2 separate regions of the Mus musculus genome follow, and region 1 is linked to region 2. The links are chromatin loops, found by intact Hi-C in ENCODE. Cell type or tissue: gastrocnemius. All regions are shown on one strand. Links, peaks and the distances in the headings refer to the core of each region. The heading gives the core; the rest is flanking DNA. Region 1 has its middle 43 kb from the start of Gm38759. Region 2 has its middle 25 kb from the start of Ankfn1.

Region 1 (12,381 bases), core at 1,498-9,497, 560 kb after region 2:
AGGTCCCACTAGGTGACGTTGTCTCAGTAAATTCCATGGGACAGGTTAGACAGCCCAACAGGTAAAGGTAGTAAGGCCTTCCACCAAGACTGAGGCTTGGAGTTCAATCCCTGAGATCCACATGGCTGAAGAAGAGAACCGTCTCCCTCAAGCTGTCCTCTGACCTCTGCACATATGTACGCACATGTGTGCAAGAGCACATGTGCACACATACACGCAATAAATATAACATCTTAATTTTTAAGTAAATAAATACAAGGTGGAAGGCTCCTGAGGAACAACGCCAGGGGTTGAAGTCTGGATGCTGCATTACTCAGGAACACGTATGCATGTGCACTCTCATACACACTAATGTACGCACTCTACACACATATACCTTGTACACATCCTCCCTCTCTTTCTCACACAATTCACACTCACATTCCCATTCCCATACATACACCCACACACAAACCACGGATCCTTTATTATCCCTAAGCTGCGCATAGTGGTACATACCAATTATCTTAGCTCTTAGGAAGCTGAGGCTGGAGGATCACTAATTTGAGGACAGCCTGGCCTCAACTTTGAATCAGACATTTATGGCTCCCAACAGACCTGTTTCTATTGCCTTTTAGTCCAGAAATATGAAACACTGTCTTAGCCTCACTAAACCTCTCCTTCATCATCTTTAAAATGGGCTTCTGAGCTAGAAGCGGAGCTCAATGATAGAGTGTGCATTAGGCCCTGGAATTAATCCCCAAAACTGCAAGATAAATAATAGGAACAATAGCCGTGGAATAAAAAGAACAGACCTTGCATCAGTTATGTCTCTTGTCACTGTGACAAAAAAAAAATCCTGACAATGGGGCTAGAGAGACGGCTCAGCAGTGAAGAACACTGGCTGTTCTTCCAGGAGTTTTAGATTAGGTTCCCAGCACCCACATGAAAGCTCACAGGCGTCTGTAACTCCAGTTTCAAGGGATCCACCCCCTCTCTGACCTCCTCAGACTCTGCATGCAAATGGTGCACATACATACATATCTGCAGGCAAAACATCCATACATATAAAAATTAAAAGTTAAAAATTCCTTTCAGAAGACTTGCTATTAATCATGCAATGGAAGTCAGGCACAGAAGCTGGCCTTCAGGCACCATTATCACCATAGAATTTCTCAGTCTTTGTGTAATTTTTAAAAAAATAAATCCTAAAGAGTTCTGTATTTAAGTCTCTTTATTACGTAAAAAAGTGACAAGTTGGTGATTTAAAAAAAAAAATCTGAACACCAAAACTTTTAAAGGTTGCGGGGGGGGGGGGGTTGGTTTCACTCATAGTTTATCCATAGTTTATGGGTTCATCATAGTGGGAAAGGCGTGGCCGCCCGAGGCAGCAGAAGTATGAAGCACACACGAGGTCACATGCATTCCTGCTGGGGAAACTCGGAGAGCCACGACAAGACCTGGAGCTCAGTTCAGAGAAGTAGGTGACTAGGATGGGTCTTTGAAAGTTAGAGCCTATTAAAAACATGAATTTATGAAATTCTTGGGCAAATGGATGTATCTGGAGGATATCATCCTGAGTGAGGTAACCCAATCACAAAAGAAGTCACTTGATATGCACTCACTGATAAGTGGATATTAGCCCAGAAACTTAGAATGCCCAAGATACAATTTGCAAAACACAAGAAAATCAAGAAGAAGGAAGACCAACGTGTGGATAGTTCATTTCTCCTTAGAATAGGGAACCCATGGAAGGAATACAAAAGAGACAAAGTTTGAAGCTAAGACGAAAGGGTAAACAATCCAGAGACTACCCCACCCAGGGATCCATTCCATAATTAGCCACCAAATGCAGACACTATTGCACATGCCAGCGAGATTTTGCTGAAAGGACCCTGATATAGCTGTCTCGTGTGAGGCTATGCCAGTGCCTGGCAAATACAGAAGTGGATGCTCACAGTCATCTATTGGATGGAACACGGGGCCCCTAATGGAGGAGCTAGAGAAAGTATCTAAGGAGCTGAAGGGGTGGAACAACAATATGAACTAACCAGTACCCCCAGAGCTTGTGTCTCTAGCTGCATATGTAGCAGAAGATGGCCTAGTCAGCCATCATTGGGAAGAGAGGCCCCTTGGTCTTGCAAACTTTATATGCCCCAATACAGGGGAACACCAGGGCCAAGAAGTGGGAGTGGGTGGGTAGAGGAGCAGGGGGCGAAGGGTATAGGGGACTTTCGGGATAGCATTTGAAATGTAAATGAAGAAAATATCTAATAAAAATTGAAAAAAAAAAAAGAAAAGAAAAAAGAAAGTTAGATCCTACTTCCTGCCTCTGCCTCCTGGCCTACCGCCACATGACCAATCCTGGCCACCAACTCCCTCCCGCTGCGGTAACCAAGGTTCTCGACCATGCCACCCCTGCTGCGATAGACTGAACCCCTGCACCAAAATAACTCATTCCCTCTTTAAATTATTTCTGCCAAGTGTTTTGGCTACAGAGACACAGAAGTAACCAACACACGTGCCCTTGGCACCATGACTAGAGTGCCCAAAGCACATCACTCTTCCCAGGGGTACAGCCCACCTGTGTGCTAGGTCTTACTGGCTAGAACAGCTCCACAACGGGTACTAATTATGTCCCTGAGCTTCCATTATAGGAATGGAAGGCCCCACAGAATAGGGCCATATCCTGAAACTTCTGCATTTTAGCACATTTAGGGAATGGAGCCTTGGGAATAGTGAGAGTTCTTCACTAGAGACCATGAAATTCTATGCATAGGTCCTAGATCTGGTGCCAAGTGTCAGAGAGACACAGAAGGAAGACAAGACTTTGTGCAGATGGAAGCCAAGAGATGCGACCTGATACTAGAGGACACCTGAGCTGCCAGAAGAGAGGGGTGGGGGCGCACGGGAGGAAGAATTCTTCTCTGGAGCCATCAAAGGGAGGCAGCCCTGTTGGCACCTTGGTTTTGGTCACATGGCCTCCTGAGCTAGAGAAAACACACCTCGTGTCTGTAAGACAATCAGTCTATAAACATTCGTCATCTCAGCCCTAGGAAGCAACACACTATGGTACTTCCATGTTCCAACCCTGTATCCCCAGCACTGTCTCCAACGATGGAGGAACCTTAAGATCTAGGCTCTGACTTCAGTTACGATAGTTTTTAAGTAAGCTGGGAAAGTTCTTCTATCTCTCTACTCATATCTCACTCTAAAGCAGGCTTGCTGAGAGGCTCAGAAGCAATAATTGGGACACACCTAGTGTGAGTCTATTACATGGGGGGAAAATGTCAGCTCTTCACTCAGCTTCCCAAAAGCCTTATCCTCAAGCCAGAGGAGGCCACAGAAGGCCTGGCATTTTGAACATAAGAGCCCAGACCTATACTTAACAGGGGATGAATCCCAGGAATGCCCCAACTAGGAGTTGGTGCTTGTTTTTGTCTAAAGGCCTAGAGAACCCAACCATCCACTTGACAGAGACTTGGGGTCTGCCGCTGGACTCCATGGAGATGCTTTCTGTCTGATCACTGGTTGTTGAGGGAGAGTATTTTCATGATGGTTCTAGCAAGAGCATCAGACCTGTAAGGAGTCCCCAGATGGCAGCCCAATGATCTGAACTGAGATATCAGGGCCGAGCATAAAGGGCAAGGGCCATGGGGCAGAAACGAATTCGGCCTTATCAGTTTGGATCAAGCCTCATGGGAAGGTAAGAAGTGAGGAGCCCCCAGAGGTGGGAAGTGTGCAGGATGCTGAGCAAGCAGACACATCCCAGAAGCCTAAGGTCTCTTCAAGGAAGACCCTAGGGAATGCTCAAAGCCATTTGGCTCAAGTATGACTTTTATCAAGCTTTCTCCACTTGGGGCTCCTGTGGGCTCCAGGCAGGCACCCTCAGTGGGCACAGCAGAACGGGATGTCTTGAGCCAATGTACCAATGTGCCAATGTGCCAGTGTTCTAATGTACCAATGTGCCAGGCCTACTCCAGAGGCTACACACTGAACCATGCTGCCCTGTGTCACCTCCTTGCCTACAAAATCAACTACTCCTTCCACCCTGGCTTTTGGAGGATCCAAGACAGCTTGTTCACTATTGCTTGCTCATCTTGTAATAGCCAGTGGGACTTCTCAGGACCACTATCCTGATCTCCCAAGAGATCCGCTGAACAGCCACTTTGATAGTGAGTAATCAGTTCATACTCTGGTATCTACAGGCTATCGAGAGGTCGCAACAAGTACGGGTGCTTGCAGCCAAGACTGATGACCGAATGGACCCTCAGAAATCATGTGTGAGAGAACCGGCTCCCTCTGGCCTCCACATACTGTAAGGCAGCACATAAATTTCTACATGTATGTGCACATACATACCCAGAAACACAGGTTAAAAAGGGCGAGATAACTACCTCTCTCCTGTGTGCCCCTTTGCCCCTAGACAGCCTTCAGCTGATTTTCACTGTCAGAATTACCACTGCCGCCATAGGCCAGCATGTGTCATCATGAAGAGACTGAGGAAATCAAAAGGGAAATGAAAGGCTGGAGATTCATCTCAGTTGGCAGAGGGCTTTCGGGGAAAGGCATAAAGCCCTGGGTTTGGTTCCCAGCACCACGTGAGTTGGGGGTGGTGGCGGCAGAATGGGATGTAGTCTGAGCAGCTGGGAGGTAGGAGCTGGGGGATTAGGAGATCAAGGTCATCCTTGGCTACATAGCAACTTTAGGGCTAGCCCGGGATACATCAGAATGTGAAGGAAAGAAAGGACAAAAGGGAGGCTTACAGATCGGGCCTTGCTCCCTTTGAGTGCCAAGCCATTCTGAGAACTTAGTTCCAGTTACTTAAACTCCTGGCCTCTGTGGAATAGAGATGACAGCTTCTTTGGGAGGTTCAGGACTCAAATGGGGGTGAGTTACAGGACACACAGTTTAAGCAGACGACAACTGTCAGGCGCTGGTAAATTGCAAACCGCAGTAAGGTTTTGCATGAGCCATCCCAAAGCTACCCTTTAAAACAGCCAAGCTTTGGCAAGACTAAATGTCGGGCCAACAGCGCCACCTGGTGGTCAGCATGAGCTCTGGCATATTTCGCTCAAGACCACACTTTTCTCAGCCTGGACATAATGCTCATGTCACAAGAAGACTGTTTCCCCAGAGTCAGTTAAAAGATGCTCCAAAGCTAAGCAGGGAACATTAGCTGACCTATGTATTCATCTCTGAAGAAATAACAGCTGGTATTGTCTCGGAAGATGGAGAGTAGTTCCATCTATCTTAGAAAAGACAATACTCTTCCCCTAGCTTGCTTTTTAATCTGTATAACAAAAATGATACTTTATTTGTAGATATAAAGAATAAGAAAAATATAGGCCCGATGAAAGACATTTGGTAGATGCTCAAGACCATTTTTTAAAATTATATTTGATCCCAACAGGCACCTGGTCTCAATACACCTGAAGCACGCCCCATGTGCCCTGGGAAGACATCCAATCACCCATCCTGTGAACCACATGATATTCCTGCTTCTCACCTTCAGGAGACATGATTCCAAAGCCAGTTCAGTCTAGAAAGTACCTATCAGAGCTACGGTTCCTTAAGAACGGCAAAGGAGAGAGATCATTCACCCTTGCACACAGTCTACAGCGACACTCAGTATTTGAGATACAAAGATTTAATGTGGTCCCCAGCGCCAAGGAGGTTTCGTCTCAACCAGAGAATGATAAAAATAAATACATACTTCATGGATCAAGTGTCCTGTTGAGTTTAATACTCTTTAGGACAGTAACACAGAGGGGGACATAGACAATGAGATCTGGGGGAGTTGGAATGATTTGACCATTTCAATAAGTGTGTGAAACCCTACTGCATCCCAGGCACAGCACAAGGACCTGCAAAACCAAGAATGAAGGGTTCTCACTCTCAACTGGCCTCAGAGAGGCTGTGGTCAGCCTGGGCAAAGAATAGTACGGAAGGGGCACAGCCTGTGCTCAGGACTGCAGAAGACATTAGGGACAGACTGAACGGAAAGAGGCTGAGAAGAAACAAGGCAGGGTTCATCCAAGTTCCTCCACACCGGCCCATGGCCTCTTCTAAACTGCCTCCCTGGCTTGCAGATTCCAGACATGCACTTCCTTTCATTCAACGCCATATTGGAAACTTGCTTGTCCTCCTCTGCCCCCTTCCCCCAAGGGTCCCAGAGATAAAGCTCTCCTATAGAGTCTACTACAGAACCTGTAGGTCTCGACCCCTTTGGGGGTCTGATATCAGATATCCTGCTTATCAGATCTTTACATTACAATTCATCACAGTAGCAAAACGATAGTGGTGCAGTAGCAATGAAATAATGTTGTTTGGGGTAGGGTGGGGGTCACCACACTAAAGGGTTGCAGCATTAGGAAGGTTGTGAGCCACTGGTCTGCAGCCCTTCACTCAGAACGTGCCCAGCAAGCCCCTCCCCCATTCACTCACTACAGCCCTGATGACACCCTCTGCTCCAGCCCTCTAGGTAGGGACTCTTCCCTCCCTCCACAGAGCCTTCTCATTGACGGCCTCTATCTTAAGCTCTTGCCTCGCCACCCCCCCACCCCCACCCCGCCACGTGGAGGAGCTCAGGAAGAGGGGAGCAAGCCAGAGACTCCCCGGATCTCCTCTCATACACTTCAAGAAATGAGAGAGGCAACTACCTGTGCCTCCACCCCCATCCCCGGAAGCTCCATTTCCTGCACACCTACTGTGCACATCCACTCCAGCAGAACAAGGCAATAAAAAAAATAAATTAATTTTTAAAACTTGGGACTGGAATTCATATCCAAGTTTACAACTTCCTAGTCGGATGTGTTTGTACCGCTTACTTAAAACACTTAGGTCCTCTTCCTCATAGATGGGGACTATAGTAAGGATTAAAGAAAATGTGATAGCACAGTCAAAGACTTGGCACACTGCCAGGCACACATGAGAACTCGTTAACCGTTGATATCATGCAACAAGCACTGTTTCTTAAGCATCTACTAGGTGCCGAGTCTGGAACTACAACTGTGAGCTCCCAAAGTCTTGATCCTTGTCTTACAGGGCTTACAGCCAGCAGAGGAAGGGTCACGTAGTCCCTGATGGTGAGCAGTTTGGGGGAGATATGGGTAGTGTTAATAGGGAGCCTAGAATGGCTAAGAGGAAGCAATGGAATTAGATTGGAGTAATGACATTTAAGCTGAGACCAAAAGGATGTGCAGGATGGAGGTGATGATCTGTGGGGACAAAGCCAAAGCCTGCAGGTGGCCAAGAACACTGAGCCACCAGGAACTGGGAGGAGAGAGTCCGGGGTAGCGCCAAGTGGCCAGCAAAAAAGAAAGGACCTGAGCTAAGGTTGGAAAAGCAGGCAGGAGACAGCTCCCATGGGGCCATAGGAGAGATCAAATATTTAACTCTACATCAGTAGGAGGCTAGGGGGACAGGGAATGCAGACACGACTGAGTTTGTGTTTTCTAAAAAATTAAAATTAAAAAAAAAAAAACACCCCATGCTGATAACCATCGGTGACTAACATAGAACACCATAAAAGAAGTGGTTGGAATTAGGGAGGCAGCTGGGATGGCAGAGATTGACCTACAAATATAAGCAACCAACTTGATCATGGGCTGGATGTGGGAGGTGAAGGAGAGGGAGGGTGGGGAACACCTTTAACTGGAGCGAATGAAAACTCAGGAAGGGCCAGATGAACAGGAAGACCAATAGTCGGCTGTGGCAATGCCAGACACACAGTTCCATGAGAGAATCTGGTATATCAAAGAAATAAGTACCCGGGGATATGCATTGGCAGTAAGAACATATAGACATATTTATCAGTAATGTGGAGGAATAGATGCACACTGTCCCTTTGGCGTGTCATCCTGGAAGTTCACAGAACAGAGCACAAAATACAGGAGTGTGTCGTAGGCTTTAGCTGAATGAAATAAAGTTCGTTGGCAACCAGTGGCCATCGATCCAGACTTGGTACCAATTTGGCCCCAGCAGCAGCAGAGCATGGAGCACTGGGAAGTAAGAGAGAGAGTAAAGCCAGCCATGTTGCTTAATGAGGAGGAAAAAGAGCTGAGACTGGAGACTGGACTGGTGGGTTACAGGGACAAAGACTGGCACCAATCCACCAGGAAGTAGATTCCTGCTAAAGGCTTCTAGAAGTTCCCAGGTCTCCGAGCTCACCCATTTCATCCCTACTTCCTCCTGAAGCATATCCAAACAACACCCATCAGACTGCAGATGAGTTCCAGTTCTCCTGGATTCTTGGCTCGAGAAAAGAACTAAGACCTCTTTTATTACGCGGCCCTGGGTTCTAGACCAGGCCCTGGCTCCATTATGTAGTGGCTATGCAGGTGTCAGTATGGGACAGGGAAAGAGTCACTAGTTTGTTTCCTTGCAATACTGTCTGTTTATTGGGCTCCTTATTCGTTAGGTAACCGGACTTTGTAGAAGCCTCTTGAGAAAAAGAAATCTATTACAAAACCAGAGAGAAAGAAGGTCTCAGGTCGTTCCAACTGCATGATGAGTCAGTTTGCTTGTTGCATCCACGATTAGGATTCTCCATTACAAAGAAGCAACGATGTGGGCAAAGGCAGATAGGTCAGCTGGTAAAGTCCTCGCCGTTCATGAATGAGGACCAGAGTTAGATCCTCAGCACCCAGCCTGTGTGGCCAATGGGCAAGCTCCAGGTTCAGTGAGAGATGATGCCTCAAAAAAAAAAAAAAAACCGAAGGTGGAGAAGGATGAAGGAGGATACCCCAAAATTAACTTCTGACATGCACAGACACACACACACACCTGAAGCAACAGTGTGGTATAGACAGCCTAGCTGTTTACTTGGTTCTGGGCATATGGGTAGACCACATTCCCCTTAATGCTCCTGCAGGTGAACACGAATGCATGACCCAATTCTAACAAAACCCTCAAGAGAAGGTACCATGGGCAGCTCAGGGCCCATGGGGAAGAGAACTGGCCAATGGTCAAACTTCATTCCCACAACAGAACAGAAGCCAGAAGTCCAGTTCAGGCTGCTTGCACATCTGAGTTCATGGGCCAAGGTGTAGCTTCCCCCACGAGGAGTCTGAAAAGATCCTTCTGCTTCTCTGTAGATGCTGTGAGAAGCAAAATTGAAACAAGTGCTTCGAGGAAACAGCCAGTGACTATGGACTCTCCTTGTTTATTGTTGTTGTTGTTTCATGTGCATTAGTATTTTACCTGCATGTATGTCTGTGTGATGGTGTCAGATCTTCCCCTGGAACTGGAGTTATAGACAGTTGTGAACTTCCATTCAGGTGCTGGGAATTGAACCCGGGTCCTTCAGAAGAGCTCTGAAAGTGCTCCCAACCACTGAGCCATCTCTCCAGACCCTAAACTCTGCCTTATTATTGTCAGAAGCAACAAAGGTGGCTTCCGAAAGAAGAGATGGAGAAGGAACTTCAGGTGGACAGCTGAAAAGCATTTAAAGGACTCAGAAGAGAGCGCTCACTTAGTAAGAGCTTGCCCAGCACGCATAAGAATCTGAGTGTGATCACCAAAACTCAGTGGAAGAGAGCCAGACATGGCGGCAGGCACTTGTCATCTCAGTCCTGGGAAAGTCCAGACAGACAGACAGGTCCCTGAGTTCACTGACCAACCAGCCTAACCTACTTGGCAAGACGAGGTAGGTAGACAGCATGGAACAACACCCAAGTGGTTCCCTAGCCTACACACGCGTATGTGTCCACACACACATACACACACCCCTCACACATGAACACATACATGAAGACAAATATTCAGATCACAGATGCCATGTCCGTCTGCCAGCACAAAGAAAATTTGAAGCATGCGCTCCAGGGCCAAAGCCTGCAAATCCCAGCTCACAGATCCCAGTCCTAAACCAAATGCTCGCCTCCACTCCATGTACCACATTCTCTTCCTCAAGCTGGAACAGCCATGCTGCCTGGAGGGCCACAGCTGCCTATGGAGACAGAGAAGACAAAGGCCTCATGATGGAGAAGAAGGTGTGAGGATATCTGGGGTATCATCAATTGGACCTCCTACCTGGAGGTCCTCGCCTAGGCGAACGATGGCTCTCCCCTGGGAGAAGGTAAACAGAACCAATATGTCCCTGAGGTCACAGCTTTCACTAGGTTTGACCCTAAGTGATGACATTGCTTAACTGGAATTAGCATGACTCCACATCAAGAGTAATAGCTTAGGGGGGGCTGGAAAGATGGCTTAGCAGTTAAGAACAATGAACGCTCCAGAACATCAGGGTTCAAGTCCCAGCATCTACAAGGTGTCTCACAACCATCTGTAACTCCCCTTCTAGGGGATCCACTGCCTTCATCTGGCCTCCAAAGCCTGCGGGCATGTTGGTGATGCACAGATGTCCATGCAGACAAACACTCAAACGCCTAGAAGTACTTTTTAAACTGGGGGAGGGAAGAAGAATCTTAGCTAAAAATTAACTGGTTTTTATTAAGTACATACCAGGTGGAAGGTGTGATATCAGAAATGTCCACACCACATTTCCTCACAAAAATAGTCACAGTTCTCATTTCAAAGATGAAGCACCTCTGGGCAGGGCACGCCTTTTTTTTTTTTTTTTTTTTTTTTTTGGGTTTTCGAGACAGGGTTTCTCTGTATAGCCCTGGCTGTCCTAGAACTCACTTTGTAGACCAGGCTGGCCTTGAACTCAGAAATCCGCCTACCTCTGCCTCCCGAGTGCTGGGATTAAAGGCGTGCACCACCACAGCCGGCAGAGCACGCCTTTAATCCCAGCACTTGGGAGGCAAAGGCAGGCAGATCTCTGAGTTGAAGGCCAGCCTGGTCTACAGAGTGAGTTCCAGGATTCATAAAGCCAGGATTCAGCCAAGTCAGAATTCAAGCTAGAGATAACCTGACATCAGAGAAACTAAGTTCTTCTACTCATGGAACTTGACAGTGTCTGACACACACTCTTCTCCATACCCAGGAGACACGATGTTTTCTATAGGGGCAGCTTCTAATTAGCACAGGCCTCTTCACTTTTCCCAGTACCACATTAATGGAAACATATGCAAGTCAAAGCCACATCTTCATTTGCACGTCTCAGTTGCCATGGAACCACACACGGGCTAGCCTCGTGGCTGTTATCAGAGTATCCAACTGCAGGGCCGCACATCAGGGCCCTTCTCAGGGCTCGGTGACCTACCGTAACAAACACTCATTTGTGTCACTCTCAGATGAGTTGGCTGTGGGTCAGCCAGCTTGGCTCTGAGCTTTGGGTTGGGTTCAGACCTAGCCATGGCTCCACACATTCTTCTTGGACCAGCAGTGACCAGGCAAATGTTCTTCTTACAGCAGATCTCAGGAGCGGCAGAGGCCACGTTGCACAAGAGTATTTTAGGCATCTGAACATGCCTCTAGCATCTCACTGGGGCAAACAAATCAGGTAGCCAAGCCGACGTGGATGGGATGGGAAGGTGCCATCTACTCACGGTGCAAGGGTACCGTAAAGTCACATGGGAATGTGGAACTACACGACCTTACTGCCCAGGAGGTAGAGAATGAAGACTCCCAGACAGACAGACACAGATTCAAACTTGGCTACCAGAATAGGCTTACAGAACAATGACGGTATCCTCCTGGCACCTCTTAGCTCCAGTGGCTCTGGCACCCTCCTCTCAGCTTCTTCTGATTCCCTAGTCCTGACTATTGCAGAGAGAGAGAGGTGTATTCTCATCCAAACCCAACTAATCCAAGATGAAACTTTAGCAAAGTCGGAACGAAACTCATGATAGCAAAGACAACCCCAGAACCTCCCAGCTCCCTCCCAGGCTGAGCTGTGTGAAGTACGCGGGAGCTGGAATCGCTTTTTCCCCATCCTCTCTGTGTGGATCTCTCCGGGACCTGAGGCTCCAAGAAATGAGATGAGTTGTGGAAGCCTTACAGTAAGTGATGTCACAGTGGCCCAGCCAGACTTGAGTGTATGTCCCCTGTCTCTAGGCCATGGTTACAGCAGGAAGGAAAGGTCATCAAACCGAGATCCTGAAAACAGCTCGGGGTTTGGGCAAGTCAGACTTGGTTGGGAAAAATGTCTGGGGAAAAGGCGTGACCCAGGAAGATGCCCTGCAAATACTTCCCTCCGGAAACTCGGGCTGCTCAACCATAGGCCATCCAGCTTTCCACGGCCGCAGGAATTCGGTGTCCTTCTGAGTGTCTACAAAAGAGCAGGTCTCATCTTTAATTCTAGGAATGATGAATTCACTCAGATTCATCCTAGGACAGAGAACGACATTATCTCCCTCTCTCTAGCCATCCTTCCCTCCCATTTTCTCCAATGGCTCCAACTTAGTTCTCACTTTCTCTGTGCACACACGCCATCTTCCCAGCTGATTTGGTTTGAAATGGGGTAAAAAAAAAAAATTTTTTTTTAAGTAAAATCCA
Region 2 (12,381 bases), core at 2,436-10,435:
GCATGAATTCAGTGAAGATACAATATGACTGACACCCAACCATAGTTCAAGGCTTTTGCTTGCATTCTCTGTGTATGGGTTGAGTAAATATCATGTGTTGCATTCACATGGACGAGTGAAAACTATCAACTGTCCCCTGCATCTGTCACACACAGATCACATTATCTAACTACTTAGACCTTTAGTTTCCTCATCTTGTCTTTCAGCTTTATGATGTCAGTGAGACGTGGTCTATGGGAAGTTAGGCTCATCCCACAAGCCAGAGTCAGCTCCCTGGACGTGGCAGCAGGGATTATTTTACCCTTATTTTTGTGTAAGCCATCTTCTCCTTTCTCTCCTTGCTGACAGAGTGGTTGTGTCCACTAAGCTTCACATAGCTATGTAGGCTTCGGCCTCAAATCTTGATTCTTGGGGCATGCATTTCTTCCATCACCAGTATACTTTTGTCCCTTCAACATCATTTCTGTCACATAACTCCACTGTATCTTTAATCATCTGCCAATCATGGTCATCATTCTCAGTCCACAGAGGTGACTCCTCTCCATCCATCCATACCGCTCAGCATTGCACTGGCTCTATCAGGGTGGACACATCTACACATCACTCTCTTCTACCTTTGATGAGACATCTTTCCCATTGCTATTGTGTGTTCATTTTCTGGTTTCCCTTGACTTTTTTTTAAAAATGATTCTGATGATCTTCAGTAACCTTGGGATATACCTTCTCCACAGAAACCCAACACTTAAGACCTGGGAAAATCCTACCACTGGTGAATGTGGGCTTGTTGGTATAAAACTGGGACAAGAATGAAAAGAAGAAAGGGAGGGGAAAAAATCAGACAGTAATTTACCCTGATTGAGAACTTTCAAGAATACACTGCTACATTCATGTCTTTTACTGTCTTGGGACCCTTTTCAAATGATAGTCCCCCACTGCCTCAGATTCAGGACTTTGTAACTCAAGGTTAACAGCTCCCTTTTGCAAACATCTTTTCTCTAACCATGAGCTCTTTGTTTATAGGCCCCTGTGTTCCAAGTTCTCCCTCCATCTTGATTTCTGAAATTCCTGCCCAGTTCCACTCACTCGGATGCCATCCACCCAGTCACCATGACTGAACTGTGGATCCATTGCCTTTCACTCCCCTGACTTCTAACCTGGACCTTAGCTCTTCTGTGTCCTCTTGCAGAACTCAATGGCAGTTCTTCTCAGAACCTTTCTTCAATCTTATCAATACCCAGAAAAAAAAATCCAATTCACCATTATTCAAACAATTACAATCCAGATACCACAACCCTCCCATGCCACGTTGACAGTTTCTCTCTGCTCTTTAAGAAACTTTCATCTCAGCGTGCCATTTCCCCCTGGAGTCGCCCTGAAGTAGTTTCTGTGCTCCCCCTCCCCTCATAATTTTACCGCCTATCCTCACCTGCTTCAAAACTCACTGCAGCTGACCATCCTTCAAATAACCAGTCCCTGATCTAGTAATGATCTCCACTCTCAGGAGCAGGGAGGTCTCAGCTATTAATCACACAAAGACATGAGTCAGGGAACACCTTGTGTTGGCCTCTTTTTCCTTTCTTAGAATTCTATACCTGAGATGCCTCTGAAAGATGCCATTATCCGAATGAATGGCATCCTCTTTAGCTGGGTTGCTCAAGTATTCCTTGCAAGGGGGCTTCTGCTATAGCATGAGTAATTAAGACTCCACCAGGAGTGGTATACCAAATGGAATGCACTCATAGGAAGACTGCCAGGAAAGAAAGCACCAGAGGCAGAAAGAGACGTACAGAGATGGGACGATGGGAACGTTAGAGGTTGACAGGAAATGCTTTTAGGAGTATTTCAAATGAAATGCTTACAAGAAGATGCTAAGTCTTAGTTCCCACAGCCCAGGGACTAAAGGGGCCACTTATGGTGGTTATTTGAAATGCATTAGCAATCAGCACAGTACTGAGCAAGGATATTTCAGAAGAGTACTAGTGGTGGGCCTGCACAGAGCCTCTGAGGGTCTCCTCACTCTACTTGGCATTAGCTATTAGCCTGTGACTATTGAGTCATCCAGGATCCCTGGGAAGATGCTGGACTAGTGGAAGAGGAGAGTCTAGGAGAGAGGAATTAGGCAGTGGCTGTCTAATGATGCTACAGAAGTGCTTTAATGGCTGACCCACACCAGGTGGTGTCCACTAGCTGAAGAGCAGGAGTGGCCATTGAACAGTTTGGTTTTTCCTGCTGATTGGCACAGAAGGAATCTACACAAAAATTGGCCGTTCCGAGCACTGGCTCTCTGAGAACTGGACAGTTTTCAGAAATAATACCAGCATAGCATAGTTATGGAGAAATCAATTTTTAATGAAATATAATTGCCATACAAGGTTTGAACCTTTCGAGATAGTAGGAAATGATGCTGACGTATGGTTCCTTTGGGTCTTAAAAGTCTGTGACCACTGGGTCTGATATTATTTCAGATAGTTGAAGAAACCAAAGGCCAGTGTAGAAACAGAGCTCTGGTCTGCAGTGTGTGTGTGTGTGTGTGTGTGTGTGTGTGTGTGTGTGTGTGTACATGTTCATATATATGCATGAAAGTGGGCATGTATGTGCACGTAGGAGGCCAAAGCTCAATCTCAGGTGTCTCCTTCAGTTGTTCGTTGCCCTGTTTGGAGACAAGGTCTCTTCCTTTTTCATGGAATCTCAGCTGGAGGAGTTAGCCGGTGAGCCCCAGGGACCCTCCTCTTTCCCCATCCCTGTCACTAGGACTACAAGGATGTTCCATCCCACTCTTCTCCCTGCTCTTGTCTGTAGACTCTGACACTCACACTTGGAGCTTCATTCCTATACACTCCAAGCATTTCATCAACTGAGCCATCTCTCCAACCCTCCATCTGCTTTATGTTTCGCTGTTGTGTCCGTACTATGAACTAGGTTTTCTGCGGGCATCACTGCTGTCCCTGTGAGTCATTTGCTTGTCTACTCCCTATCCTGATTAGAAGCATTTGCTGCACACAATGGTGTTTTTGCAACCACGTGACTGTGAATGGGCAGGCCCCACCCACCCTGTTCACATCATGTTGACCACCTTCTCCACAGCTAACCTTCAAGATCCCAGGGGCCGCAGAGATGCCTCAGCAGTTGAGCGCCACGGTCGTTCTTTCAGAGTGCTGGAGTTTGGTTCCCAGCACCCACACAGTGGCCCACAACTGTCTGTAACGTCAGTGTCAGGACTTCAGACTCCCTCTTCTGGTCTGCGAGTGAGCGTACAGCGCGCATGATGCGCATGCAGATGACCATAGACACAGAATAAAAATAAATCTTTATTTTCTACCATTTAAGCTCAAGATCCTAAAGGGGGAAAATAACCCTGAGTTCATCTCCTGCTTTGGATGCTTGGATCCGACCACCACCGCGTCCATCCCTGTCCAAATGCTAATGGAGGTGCTAATGAGGTCCTCTGGACAGGCAAAAGAAAAAGAAAGAAAATCAAATAGCCTAATTAATCCATGAATTATAGTCCCTGAAAAGGAAAGTGCTCATATTCCCTATAGAAAGCCAGACGGAGCCTAACGGACTCTCGGGACTGGTCTTGGCTCCTCAAGTGTGCGGTTTGGAGAGCACCTGCTGTTTTTTGATGATTATGGGGCACCGCTTGGCTTCCATTAGGGTGGAGCTCACCAGAGCTCTCTTCCAAGTCTGAGCTGTCTGTTTGCTTATGAAGTGGAAAAACGAGGGCAGAGAGTAACCTCTTTGTATACGGTGAGCTCAATATTAATAGCAAACATTTATTGAGCACTTACTGTGTGCCAGGAACCATCCTAAGCATTTTATTTGCAAGAGATCATTAAATCCTGTGCCATTATTTTTCCCACTTCATGTTTGGGAACCCGAGGCTTCGATGGAGTAGTTAGCCTGTTCTAGATGATATCATAAGTGGCTAAATATGTTATCCAGGACGTTTTAGCTCGTGGTAAATCCACAAGCTGTGTTCTGTAGTGCATAGGCTTAGCTCTGTGATGTTGTGCTATGTGGACCAGAGGGGCTTCCTCGTCCATCCGCAACTTCTGGGGCTGCAGCACAGCCCCTGCATGGAGCACATTAAAGGGATTGGGATTGCTGCTATACAAAGTTAGACTCTGGTGGATCTCATCTCAAAGATGATGGCCAGATCAGAGGTGGGGTTATGGCAAACTGTGAGGTGGACCAGAGCCAGCCAGATGATATGAAAGGTACTCTGAGGCCTCTCTCAGACTATATGAAAGCACAGACGATTTTCAGCCTAGCGGAGAAAGTGCTCCTCTCTCCAGTGAGAACCCAAACAACTACATTAAATAGCTACCAATATACTGAATAGAAAGCAAGTTTAAAAGTGTGAACTCAGAACGTTGGAAACTGGTGGACTGAGTCAGGAAGTCAGGAGGAATTGTGCATGCAGGGAGAACAAATCCAGGCCTGGCTTGTTGTGGTAGATGTGTGAATGAATGTGTGTGTGTGTGATGTGTGAATGAATGTGTGTGTGTGTGTGTGTGTGTGTGTGTGTGTGTGTGTGTGTGTGTGTGTGTGTCTAGAACACTGCAAATAAATGGTTGCAAATCGACAGAGCTTTGGGAGGCGTTCCTGGCAGGATTAGTAGATCGTGAATTGGAAGGAAAGCCTAAATTCACCTCTTCTGCTCTAAGTGTGGGCTAATAATCAGTCAGACCTGCCAAGAGTCTACAGACAGCGGGAAAAACATTGGGTGTGCTGACAATGGTCTCGTCCCGTGGCTAGTAAACTCTAACATACGGAGTAAGATGTCTAGTAAATATTCTGACTCTGATTTAGTCTATCTGGGGTATGGACTAAGATTCTGCCTTTTTGAAAATAGGTTCCCAGGTGTGCTGTTGGTCTATGAGCCAGGCACAGTCTCAGAACTATATAATTATCTCTTTTGGTTTTAACATAGTTTCTGTGAGTTACACATTGGGCAGGCTCTGGGTATTCAGTGTGATTTGCTTGGTCCCAGAGTCAGCGAGGTCAATGTAGTTCTGATTCCTCCAGTGCGCTCCTCTACGGCACATGAGCATCCAAACAGAGAGACTCAGTGTGGGATCTTCCAGAAATGAATCTTGGCACCGGACACAATGGGAGCCCAAGCATGTGGGCTTACAAGGGACTGAAGTCTGGGATCAAATTCACTCTCACTATTTTGCCCAAGACTCTACCTATCCCCTGACCCAGGGCACGGCCATCTCTTCACCGAAGACAAAAAAAAAAAAAAACTCAAAAAACTCTTTACTTTCTTTCTGGAATTTCTATCAGTCAAAAGAACATGCACTCAATTGTCCCCTTTAATTATACTAATGGATTAAAATACCTCCTGGAATGTTCTAGAATATCAGCCCCCACTTAGTACTAAATGGTTAGTCCTCACCAGACCACTCTTGACAGACCAAAACTCTGCTTGGTTGCCCCAGCCTTTGCCTCCTACTGTTTGCTTCTGGTCTCCGTGAGGCCTCCCCACATGCCTAAAGCTCTGTGATGGTTTCTTCCTAGATCTCACATTCTAGTTGGCATGAGAGATGCAAAGAAGTCCCTTGTCAGGTAGCCTCACTTTTCCATATAGCCGTCCATACCCACCCTCTCCCGGTCCTTCAGTCCTCAGTGTCTGAAGGATCCAGTGCTGTCACCAGGTTTGCCATACAGCCTTTGGGGATCATCCCACACTGACACGTCACACTGAGACCCTATCCAACGACACACTGCCTGCGTTTACTTCAGACAGGCAGTTTGGTTAGGTTTCATCTCCTTGACCTCCTTTGGATCTCTTTGACTACACAAAGCAAGCTCCTGTCCATGGCTTATCATTGTATCGCCAGCAATGTGCCTTGCTGAACCAAGAGCTACCAGCAACCAACTGACTGGAATTATTTCCAGTCCAACAGGGCAAAGAGCAAAGAGATTGGGAAAGAACAGGGCAGCAAGGGGACTGAGGAGACAAGAGGTGACACTAGAAGTCTCATGGAAGCAAATGTGGTATAGGGACACCTAGAAGTTATCCAGGTACTTCTCATGTGCCAAATACCAGCTAAGCCATGTGCTCGTTTTATTTTAAGGTAGCCTGATGAAGTAAGTGACCCTGCAATAGTCTCCATTTGACAAAGGTTTGCATAGGAAGATACATAGAGGTCATTTGCCTGTCACTATATATATATATATATATATATATATATATATATATATATATATATATATATATGTATGTATATATATATATATCCATAGTATATACACCAGCGCTATGAATGGGAGCAGAACAGACAATATGCCAATGCATTGGCTAAGGCACACAATGAAATGGCATCCAGGCAGCTTGAGATGTGACTGTGGTAGTGCTGGACAAGGCTGGGAAGGTGGTCTGGGGACAGATGAGGGTCATGTTTTTCCTTCCCAAGAATAAAGAGTACAAAGACACAGAGAAGAAATACTGAGTCATATTTGCACTTAGGAGTATTACTGATGTGCTGTCTCTGGCCTGGCCCTGGGGCTGATCTCGAATAGGGAGTGAGGTTGCCAGCCAGTGCCCCTGGACAGCTCTGTGGGCCCAGGAACTCACTGCAAAGGCACACTCTGGAGAATAAAACTGCTGGTGATGCCCAGAGTGGACCAAATAAAAGTCAAATACCACATTCAGTCCTCCAGTGGTGTTTTTGCTATTAAATTAAGTCTGGAAAAAATATAATTGTCTTTGGATTTGATTTGAGAGATTTGGGGGTGTTGAATACTCAGAGAAGGGAGCAAGGCTATTTCTTGAAAGATTCTTTGACTCGCTCCCTCTGACAGATGACAGCAGATCACAGTGGAGGCATGCAGTCTTTAAAGAGATCCACCCCTCACCCTGGCACAACCATCCCAGAAAAATAGAGGGGGAGGGGAAGCTCTGTCCTAGGTTCCAGTATTTTATTGCTACATTCCTTGGATGGCCCCGTCTGTTTACCTTCAGCTGAGTTTAGACTTGGTGTTCTCTGTGGCCGCTGGCATCAGCCACAGAATTCTTTCATGTCTATTACTTTATTAAGGAATGTAAAAGCCACATACAGACCGACCTGGGGGCACAACACTAAGAGACACAAATAAGCCTGAATTTGCTCACAAAGAGCCTAAGGGAGGTTTCACACCGCCTTCTCCCAGATGGACTGCAAGTCCCCCGGTGACCACAAGGGGGCACTCTTAACACTTGCTCCTCAGCCCAATTAATAGTACCATTTTGAAGAATGTATAGAGCAGAAACAGCACTGAGCTTTAAGACTGGTCCTGATGCAAGCTGGGTGGGTAAAAGAGTTCACTCTCCTTATGAAGGATCCATACTTCTTTTTTAAAGTTTCACTGATTAGAAACGGAGTCTCAAAATTAGGTTAAGTGCACAAATAAGTCCTTTGTACAGTGTCTTGACTCATCGGTCATAAATGTCCCAAAGAGAGCTATTATTTGTGCATCTACTCTGAGTTCTTTCTGCTTCTTAAATAAGCACTGGGGCTAGGTTGGGCCTAACTTACAGCACAAGGGTGTAGGTGTAGAATGAGTCTCTACAGTGGATGTTATCTCATGAGATGAGCAATGACTGGTGTTTTTTCGACCATTTGTTTTCACCATATGGTGTAGACGTGGGAAAGGGGCAGGATGGTGAACCATTGACATCTAGTACATAGAGGAAGGGCAGGATTTGAACCTATATTCGTGCAGCCTTCCCATCAAACAAGAGAACACAATTCAGGACCTAGTTTTCACAATGGAAAGATGTTCTCATTATGGAGAGAATCACACATCAGCCAAACTGAGGAAGCCCCGTCCTTTCTTCAGAACCTACATGCTGACAGATTGGGGAGTCATGTAATGCTTGATTAGTCCTTGGGCCATGTGGTCCTTCAAGAAGCGCTTCAGACTCAGTATCTTTAGTCCATTTTTATATCACTGGCAAAACCATGTAAAACTAGATATTCATTCCAAAGCTGGCTAGGCATAGCTAATATTTGCACATAGGCCATATGCCCCACAGTGGCAGCAAAGGTTCGGAGAAGTGTTGCAGTAAAGAGCCTTATGCCACTTAACTTAATCTGGGTATTCTGATATTCTCATATAACCACAAAAACCTATGGGGCTAGCATCCATGATGCCCCCTGGAAGCTGTTCAGGAGAAAACATGGAAAGTCTTGAAGCTGCAGAGAAGGGATAGCCTCGACGGATCGAGGGAACAGGGCAGACTATTTAAAGCACAACTATTGGTCCCATGGTCACAGGTATTGGGATAAAAACTGAAGTTGCCTTAGTGGTCTGTCTCAACTATTTTTAGAGCTGTGTATGTGTGCCTGTGTTTGTATAGACTACGTATAAATATATATAGCTTAGCTGTGAGGTTAGATGCTGGGTGGGGTGGGGCGCGGGAGAAGGAGGGATCTTCCTTTCTATACAGATGTGATCGGTATCCTGTGGGACAAGGGGAAGGTCTGTGAGTTTAGGGGATTTTTGCTACCTTCCATTGCTGCCAGACTCTCCATGATGCCAGAACCACGTGTATGCTTGGTGGAAACACCTGGGCTCCTTATTTCTATGACACCCCACCCTTTGGAGATGTTTCCCCATCACCTACCTCCCTGAATTAGGTTCCCTCAACCCATCCCCTCTTCTCAACCTGCTTCATCACCCAAAACACTCCCCTCACCATCATTACTATCCATATGCTGGATTCACTTAGACCTTTCTGTGCGATGAATTAAATAACTCAGGGGAAAATTAGTGATGTCTTTTCAACATTCTAATTTAGTTCTACATTCTCAGAGCATGTTTGAAACTCTCTAAAGACACCCTATTTTTGAGAAAACTACAATTACGTGTATTTTTTAATTGTTGAAAAAAAACTGTGTGGGAGCTGTTTTGAAATCCTTGAAATGAAACGCAAGATTATTTTCTGAGCTAGAACTTGAATCTGCGGCTTTCTTTTTAATTGTCACATCTAGGGTGATTTTTAAGTAAATAAGAGCACAAGGTTCATATTATTTTAAATGTATATTGTATTTGTCTTCTCAGCGCTGTGGTTTTTCGGCCTGTGAATGGCATCACAGTATGTAGACAGCCCGTTAAGCAGCCTGTTTGGGTAAGGAAACCCTTAGACCAGTACAATGGTGCATTGCTCCGTGTGTCCCTTCTAATATGGTTAGAATTCTACAACCTAAATGATCATTTGTTGAACAAATTCATGCTTTTATTAGTCAAAATACAGAGAAAACAGAGAGTCCCTGTTTCAAGATATTTGCTAATGCATGGTTAATTATCACATATAGCTTACTATAATTCATTTTACAGGGGAGACCTCCTGCAGGTAACATACTAACAGTTTATGAACCAAAATAACCTTGCTATAGATTAGAGCTGTTGCGGGGCCTCTCAGACAGCCGATGCTTCTAGCCCCTCTCACTTCACATTGCTAATTCGAACAAGGCTTTATTTTTGTATTTGTCAGCAGCAATACTGTAGGGTGGTTGTTAAACTTCTCCCAGGCCTAATTAGAGCAGCAATGCTCGCATTCATAAACGAAGCTCGTGTCTTGCTCCGGGAGGCGGTGAGCAGGGCTGTTACGGTAGCTTCCTGGCAGCCCGTCGCTGGCAGTTTTAAGGTAGCTAGTGGCCGAGATATTAAGTAACTGTTGAAATTCATTGACTCCACCACGGCTAATGTGTCTAGATGACAACAAGTTTACACGGTTCTTTTATAGTTACAGCAAATGGGTCCATTTAAATAGTTATTAGGTGATTATGGTGATGTGAAATGGAAAAAAAAAAGGCAAAGTGCAGTGTCTCAAGTCTGACTTTTTAAAAAAAAAAACTGTTTATGTGGGGTCCCAGTCTTCCTGTCACTCAAAATGGCTGCATCTTTCCCTTATAAATATTTATACTTGATCGGCAGTGATGAATGCTAATTTATTTGCGTCTTGTTTCTTTATTGACTTCTCAGTGGGCCCAGGTTAGGTTAGCTAGGAAAGGTTTTTGCAAGCTCCATGAGTTGCAGGATATTTTGATCGGCCAACCGAGGGGCGTTTTGATGAGTTGAAGGAGTGTTCTCTTCACTGGAACTGAGGCGTCCTTTTTGCTCTTGGACATGCAAAACCTGGGAGAGTCTTCAGGCCGCTGATGTTTAGCGGAGCCCAAGTGCAGGCTTTGGCAAGCAGGATTGCCTCTGAAGGACTGCTTTTCTGTAGAGCAGTTTGTCAAGTCGTCTTGGATTGAACAGTGGAAGGCTGATCCGAGTGTTTGGCAGAGTTCTAAACTATTTTTTTTTCCTCTTGGTATTCTATGAGCCACTTGAAAGACTACATTTTCACAAATGCCAAAGGACATTTATATCAAAGGGAGTGGAGTATCTGAGACGAAAGGAGACGTGCAAGCAAACCAATCTCTGTCTCTGTCCTTCAAATGCTAAACCTGTGTGATACGGGAGAACCTAAGAAATCTATATACAGGGACTGTCAAGACTCATGGGCAGTGGTCTTGGGAGATGGCTTGGTGTTTTTAAGGCATAAGGACCTGAGCTTGATTCCCAGAAGCAGGATACAAAGCCAAGCATGGCAGCACGAGTGCTGAAGGAGCAGATGCTAGCCAGCCAGTCTAGCCTAATTGGTGATCTCCAGGCCAGTGAGAGACCCTGTCTCACTAGAGATGGATGCCATTCCTGAGGATGATCTTAAAATTGTCCTCTGGCTTTCACACGTAGCGACACCTACTGTGATGGTTTGTATATTCTTGGGCCAGGGAGTGGCACCATTTGGAGGTGTGGCCTTGTTGGAATAGGTGTGACCTGGTTGGAGTAGGTGTGTCACTGGGAGTGTGGGCTTAAGACCCTCACGCCAGTTGCCTGGAAGTCAGTCTTCCACTAGTAGCCTTTGGATGAAGACATAGAACTCTCAGCTCCTCCTGCAGCATGCCTGCCTGGATACTGCCATGCTCCCACCTTGATGATAATGGACTGAACCTCTGGACCTGTAAGCTAGCCCCAATTAAATGTTTTTTATAAGACTTGCCTTGGTCATGGTGTCTGTTCACAGAAGTAAAACCCTAGCTAAGACACCTATGTACATAAACACACACATATGCACACACAAATGGCAATAGAACTTGGCACTGGAATACTTTGGCTGGGGAGCCTAGATTAGCGATTCCCTGATTCACCACCCACATGGATAGTTTTTAGTTTCTTCTCTAGATCTTGAGAGTGACTGCCCCTGTTTAACCTTGACGTGTCTTAAGTATAGAATGTGTGACCTTTTGTGATAGCCTGTTACTCCATGTGAGATACTCAGAAGACCTTCAAAAGAACTTTGTATAGAACATATGACCCAGAAGGTCTCTGAAACTACCAGAGATGCTTCAGCTGAGAAAATAAATCTGTGTGTAGTATATGCATGTCAGCATACATATGTGCACAGATATGGCATGTGGAGGCCAGGGGAAGGCTGCAAATAACTTCTCCTACTGCTCTGTACCTTAGTCCCCGGAGGCAAGGTCTCTCACCAAACCTGGAGGTTGCTGTTTTCTGGCATGTTTGTTTGTTTGTTTGTTTGTCTGTTTGTTTGGTCCTGGTCCTGGCTAAGGTGGTGCTCACCAAACCGCTGCTATCCTCCCCGTCTCTGTCCTCAGAGTCAGGGGTGAGACAAGCACAGCCACACTTGGCTTTTATGTGTGTTCTGGGAATCTGAACTCGGGTCCTAATCCTTTCCAAGCAAGTCTTCGTACCCACCCGGGTATCTCCTGACTCTACATTTCTATCTTTCACTACAAAATACACTAGATTCTCATGAGAGCTTGACTGGTGACAAGTGTCTTCAACCATGGATCAGCTACGAGGGTATTCATCCCCAGATTTCAGAACTGCTGCAACTGTGTGGTCAGTCACATCCCACAGCCAGGACTGACTGGGGCAAGAATTAACACCAGTGGTGATTGTACAGAGACTATAGGAAGAGGCTTACGTTACTATGGAGAAAATCCTGTGCTGAATCTTTGACCATATGTAGATTCCTCTGATGATTAGAATAACCCTAAGTCTACAAATGTATATTCTAACTTTGACAATCTCCTGAGATAGTCCCAGAGAAAAAATATTATGCCCATAGATTCCTTAAAATCCAAAATCCATGGTTTGTCACCGAATTCCCACTACATCTATGAGTGATCTGTGACAGATAGCTTGTCTTTTTGTTTTTGTTTTGTTTTGTTTTATGTTTGGTTGGGTTTTTTTTAGTTCAGCTCTTCTGAGCTATGAAGAGAGTAGGCAGAGGTGGGTCCTTCCATGCAGACAAAACCCCCATCATGGTCCTGTTTTGTGGCTCAGGTTTAGTCTCCTCATTTGATGAACAAAGAAACA

The links. Hi-C counts contacts between places; a loop is a spot of excess contacts. Peaks named below come from ENCODE experiments on the same cell type or tissue, not always from the same donor. Only the 100,000 strongest peaks of a DNase experiment are listed, where the experiment ranks them.
Region 1: it touches region 2 in a loop (5-fold over the local background); 22 of 42 quality-filtered maps call a loop at or near these places.

What each region holds. Positions count from the first base shown.
Region 1 is chr11:89,158,095-89,170,475 of GRCm38, reverse strand. No RefSeq gene overlaps it. Among named protein-coding and RNA genes, the nearest start is that of Gm38759, 43 kb to the right of the region's middle. In gastrocnemius, for the core only: a CTCF peak has its summit at 5,026 (motif pointing left); DNase peaks (open chromatin) are centred at 2,336, 5,002 and 6,886.
Region 2 is chr11:89,715,846-89,728,226 of GRCm38, reverse strand. It overlaps a transcript of Ankfn1 not described here. Among named protein-coding and RNA genes, the nearest start is that of Ankfn1, 25 kb to the right of the region's middle. In gastrocnemius, for the core only: a CTCF peak has its summit at 7,172 (motif pointing right); a DNase peak (open chromatin) is centred at 7,174.